2 separate regions of the Homo sapiens genome follow, and region 1 is linked to region 2. A link is an interaction called in ENCODE POLR2A ChIA-PET data of the cell type or tissue named here. Cell type or tissue: MCF 10A. All regions are shown on one strand. Links, peaks and the distances in the headings refer to the core of each region. The heading gives the core; the rest is flanking DNA.

Evidence for each region. ChIA-PET counts read pairs that join two places held together with the same protein. Peaks named below come from ENCODE experiments on the same cell type or tissue, not always from the same donor. Only the 100,000 strongest peaks of a DNase experiment are listed, where the experiment ranks them.
Region 1: POLR2A ChIA-PET joins it to region 2 with 5 read pairs; 4 of 35 experiments call an interaction of 5 or more read pairs at or near these places.

What each region holds. Positions count from the first base shown.
Region 1 is chr1:51,254,221-51,257,028 of GRCh38, forward strand. All of the region lies in intron 1 of RNF11 (ring finger protein 11), which reads left to right. Among named protein-coding and RNA genes, the nearest start is that of RNF11, 19 kb to the left of the region's middle. In MCF 10A, for the core only: no CTCF peak of the experiment used is centred there; a DNase peak (open chromatin) is centred at 1,291.
Region 2 is chr1:51,313,017-51,315,824 of GRCh38, forward strand. All of the region lies in intron 2 of TTC39A (tetratricopeptide repeat domain 39A), which reads right to left. Among named protein-coding and RNA genes, the nearest start is that of TTC39A-AS1, 15 kb to the right of the region's middle. RefSeq lists an enhancer at 1-756. In MCF 10A, for the core only: no CTCF peak of the experiment used is centred there; DNase peaks (open chromatin) are centred at 1,105 and 1,435.

The sequences.
Region 1 (2,808 bases), core at 144-2,643, 59 kb before region 2:
TCAAAGAATAAAACATGGTCTCCTTGATTAGAGTTAGATATTCCTTGCTTCCTTGAATGAATTCCTTTTTCTTTTTCTGTTTTTGAGATGGAGTCTTGCTGTGTTGCCCAGGCCTGTAGTACATTGGCACGATCTCCACTTACTGCAACCTCTGCCTCCCAGGTTCAAGCAGTTGTGCCTCAGCCTCCCGAGTAGCTGGGACTACAGGTGTATGCCACCATGCTTGGCTAATTTTTTTGTATTTTTAATTTTTTTTTGAGATGGAGTCTCGCTCTGTCACCCAGGTTGGAGTGCAGTGGCAGGATCTCGGCTCACTGCAAGCTCCATCCCCTGGGTTCAAACGATTCTCCTGTCTCAGCCGCCTCCCAAGTAGCTAGGATTACAGGCGTGTGCCACCACTCCCTGCTAATTTTTGTATTTTTAGTAGAGAGGGGATTTCACTATGTTGGCCAGGCAGGTCTCGAACTCCCAGACTCAAGTGATCTGCCCACCTCGTCCTCCCAAAATGCTGGGATTACAGGTATAAGCCACTGCACCCGGCCATTTTTTTGTATTTTTGTAAAGGCAGAGTTTCGCCACATTGGCCAGGCTGGTCTGGACTTCAGGTTGCCCTGGCCCCTTAAAGTGCTGGGATTACAGGCATGAGCACCCAGCCTAGTTCCTTTTTCAAATGAATAGCACATAAGTATATGCTGGCTCTTACTAACTTTACTCTGGGAGAAAAAAACATAGCTCCAATTTTCTTTTCATTATAGGCTCTTTCTTGAATAGAATACTTGCATAGAAAAGCAATAGCTTATACATTGGTGAGGGGAGTGTTTACATTGCCCCCAACATACTGTTTAATGCATAACATACATTATTTTATTTAATTATCACATAGTATCTGTAAAGAGGAACTATATTATTTTTAATACTATTAATATGCTATATAATATGTATATATATGTTTCTACTACTTATATATCATGCAATGTGTACATTATAGCTGACATAGAGACTCAGCAGTTTGTACTCTGGATAAGTTTGTTACATTTAATTTTTTATTTTTCTTTTTAGTGACAGGGTCTCACACTGTTGCCCATGCTTGAGTGCAGTGGCACAATCATAGCTCATTGCAGCCTCAAACTCTGGGCTCAAGCGATCCACCTGCCTCAGCCTCCTGAGTAGCTGGGACTAGAGGTGCATGCCACCACACCTGGCTAATTTTTGTCTTTTTGGCAGAGACAAGGTCTCACTCTTTTTCCCAGGCTGGCTTTGAATTCCTGGGCTTAAGCAATTCTACCTTGGCTTCCCAAAGTGTTGGGATTACAGGCGTGGGCGACTGCACCCAGCTGTGTTTCACTTTCTTGCTGGTGTTTTTGGAAGCACAAAAGTGATTAATCCTGATAAAAACCAGTTTGTCTATTTTTTTCTTTGGGGAGCTTTTGGTATGTTCAAGGAGGGGGTCAAACTTGATTCTTCTGCATGTGACTAGCCTGATGTTCCAGCACCATTTGTTGAAAATAGTTTTCTTTTCTCATTGAATTATCTTGGTATTCTTGCCAAAGATCAGTTGTCTATAAATATGAGAGTACATCTCTGGACTCTTCTGTTCCATTGGTCTATATGTCTGTCCTTAGGCTAGTACTGTACTGTAGCTTTATAAGTAAGGTTTGAAATCAGAAAGTGTGAGTCTTTTTTGTTGTTGTTGTTCTCCCTTTTCAGGATTGTTATGGCTATTCTTAGTCCCTTGTATTTCCATGTGAATTTTAGGATCAACTGTCAATTTCTGCAAATGAGCCAGCTAGAATTTTGATAGAGCTACATTTAATTTTTTTTAATGAACCCACATTGAAATATTCAACGATTGCCAAAACATTATCACCCCAAACCCACTGTTTATCTTAGAGTTCATTCTTGGTGTTGTACATGGATTTGCCATGTATAATGACATGCATCCACCATTATAGTATCATACGTGTAGTTTTACTGCTCTAAAAATTTTCCGTGTTCCATCTGTTCATCCCTCCCCCCAACACCTGACAACCACTGATGGTTCTATTGTCTCCATAGTTTTGCCATTTGCAGAATGTTGCATATTTGGAATCATACAGTATGTAGCCTTTTCAGATTGGCTTCTTTCATGTAGTAATATGTATTTAAAGTTCCTCCATGTTTTTCATGGCTTGATAGCTCATTTATTTTTTAGTGCTGAATAACATTCCATTTGCATTGATATACTGTAGTTTATCTATTTACCTATCGAAGGACACCATAGTTACTTCCACATTTCGATAGTCATGAATAAAGCTCCTGTAAACATTTGTTTCTGGGTTTTGGTTGGATGTATTTTTCAACTCCTTTGGGTAAATACCAAAGGGTGCAATTGCTGGATCAAATGGTAATAATATGTTTAGTTGTGTGAGAATTATCAAACTGTCACCCTAAGCATACCATTTTTGTTGTTGTTGTTGTTGTTATTGTTTTTTGAGATGGAGTCTCGCTGTCACCCAGGCTGGAGTACAGTATGGCGTGATCTCAGCTCACCACAACCTCCACCTCCCTGGCTCAAGCGATTCTCGTGCCTTAGCCTCCCGAGTAGCTTGGATTACAGGCACGTGCCACCATGCCCAGCTAATTTTTGCATTTTTAGTAGAGACGGGGTTTCACCATGTTGGCCAGGCTGGTTTCAAACTCCTGACCTCAGGTGATCCTCCCGCCTTGGCTTTCCAAAGTGCTGGGATTACTGGCGTGAGCCACCGTGCCTGGTCGCAAAGCATACCATTTTGCATTCCCACCAGCAGTAAATGAGAGTTTCTGTTACCA
Region 2 (2,808 bases), core at 262-2,761:
TCCACCCTCCTCCATTCTGCAGTGAGGTGAGGGGACCAGAGGTCCAGGCACGGGGAGGGCCTTGGCCAGGTCTAATCTGCTCACTGCTACTCAAAAGACCTCGGATTCTGTTTCCAGCTTGCCTTCTTCCTGCTGAGTGGCCCTAAGTGATCTACCAGATTTGAGCCTCAGTTCCTCATCAGCTCGGTAGGGGTGGCAGCAGCATAGCTGCCATGAGCACTGAGAAAGGGTTTAGTGCATGTCGGCCAGAGGCTGCCCTTCCCTGCACCCAGTGCCACCCTCTTGCCTTCTGCCCCCACCTCCTGCAGGCTGAGCCCAAGTCCTGTCTGTGAGATCCTGTTTAGCCCAAACCCCACCCCTGGGCCGCCCTCAACCTCACTTCCCTGGACCTCCTCACTAGTCACCTGCTGCCTCTTCCCACTCCCTCCCCTCATCTGATCATGGTGCCCAGTGGTTACACCTTCCCATGGCTCCCACATCCTAGGAGATCCTGCCGGGGCTAAAGCTCCATGAGACGCCGGCTCTGCCCACCTCTCCAGCCCTCTTGATGTTTCTGCTCCTCACCCACCCCCATCTGGTCACATTCAAGATTGCACCCCCAGCCACACTGAACCACACAAACCTTCCATGAGAAAATCCCACATTTCCCTCCTCCAGGCCTTTGCCCAGCCTGTTCCCTCAGATTGCAATGCCCTTCTTCGGCCAGGTGTGGTGGCACAGGCCTGTAATCCCAGCACTCTGGGAGGGCAAGGCTGGAGGATTGTTTGAGCCCAGGAGTTTGAGACCAGCCTGAGAAACATAGTGAGACACTGTCTCTAAAAAGTAATAATAATTTTTTTAAAAAAGAAAGAAATGCTCTTCCTCTACATCTCCTGACATATCTGTCAAGGCCTCAAATGCCTCCCAGACCACTGGGAATCCAGGCCTCCTCCTCAGGGACTCCATCTGTAACTGAGGCACGGGCCACGCTGAACTGACATCAGCATAGGCTCAGCTCTCCCCATACTGTGGGCACCTCGAGGACAGAGCTTGTGTGTGACTCATCTCTGTCCTCAGCACCGATGTCAGGGCTGAGCCAAGGTGGCCTCAGGAGCCTCTGGGCTCCCTGCTCCTTCACCGACCCAGGCTCCTCAGCTGAAGGGTGTGTTGGGGGCAGGGGGTGGCATTTAGTCCATCACATGGAGAAGGCAACAGGCAGGGAGGGACGGGAACAATGCCAGGTCCTCTCTGTATGTGGAGGGAGTCACTTAACATGTCTGGGCCTAGATTTCTGCTTCTGCAAAATGGGGACGATAATGCCAGCCTGCCCGGGTCCCTGCGAGACTGTGGGACTGACTGAGAGCGCCTTTACTCCCTTCCCCAGGTCTCCTCGTGAATTATTTATGAATCTCCTCAGTGCCAGGTTTATGCTGGGAACTTCAGAGGAAAGAGAGATGACTAAGGTTTACAGGCTGTTTGGTTGTGAAATCATGTGACTTTACCCCTTTTCCTGCTTTTCCTGTTCATAAAACACTCATAAGTTAAGTTACTTCTGGGTGACACTCCTGTGATCCTTGAGGGTCAAAGGAAGGAAACCAAGGCTGCTCTACCACTCGCCAGCCAGGGGCACTCTCTGGATGCTCCCAGGCCTTTGCTAGGACTGCTTAATCTGCAGGCAGTGGCTTGTAGAGAGGAGCAGGCTGCCCAGAGTGGGGGCCAGAACCAGGTTTCAGAGTCCCTCAGACACAGGTTGGAGTCAGCTTTGCCAGCTACCAGCTGTGTGACCTGGCATGTCTCATGTCTCATAGCCTCTCTGAGCCTCAAGTTTTTCCCTGCGGAAGGAAAACCTTAACTCTTCTCCCCAATGGGTTTTTGCATGGCTTAAATAGAATACCCAGGCCAGGGGCCACTGCACCAAAGCTCGGTAAATATGAGTCCCTCCGTGTCCTGCGTCACTTCCCTGCATAAAGTCCTTCTCCTCGAGGAGGGGCTTCCCTGGCAGCACACAGACCCATCCCCCAGATAACACCCCCAGCCCCCAGGCCTCTCCATCTCTCAAGTCCTTGTCTCTCTCTTCCTCTCCCACTGCAGGTCTGAGGCCCGGGACTCAGCACCACCTGCCCAGCCCCACCTGTGGAAACTTGTCTGGTGCTGGGCCCAGAAAGAGGGACAGCCCCACCCGGGCAGCTGGCAGAAATGTGGAATTTCTAGTCTGAGGCCCAAGGCCCCAACAGGCACCTGTGGCTAAGAATACTAGCCCCTCCCCAGCCTACCTCCTGGAAGCCCCCAACTCTAGTCTGAACTGGGAAATGAAGTACAGAGGTATGACAACCCTCAAACCTCAGGCACTCCAAGTTTAGCTTGTACCCAAGTTTGTATTTGCATATATATCATCTAGGCCGCTAGTCCCCTCATTCCTGAGCTGTCCTCTCACTCTGGGACATGTCTACTGGGGTCCCACCTTCTTGGGCCCAGACCGGCTGTCAGGATAGGGAGGGCACTGGAAGGCAGAGGCAGCCCCTTGGCCTCTCCAAGTCTCTTCCTCTTCGTGCTCACTGAAGCTCCCCCTACTCCACTTTCTGGTCCTTTCAGACCCCACTTCATTGTCTTCCTCTCCAGCCCAAGTTGCTTCTATGGACTCCCCATCCCCAGTCCGCTGTCCATCACCCTGCCTTCTTCCTTCTGGGACCTGCCTCAGCTCCTCCCACTCCAGCCAAGGTGAGTGTCTCCATCTCTCAGATACTCTAGACCCTCATTCACTACTGAGCCTTTGCACAGGCTGTTCCCTCTGCCTAGAAACGCCCTCCATCTGGCTGACTCCTTCTCATC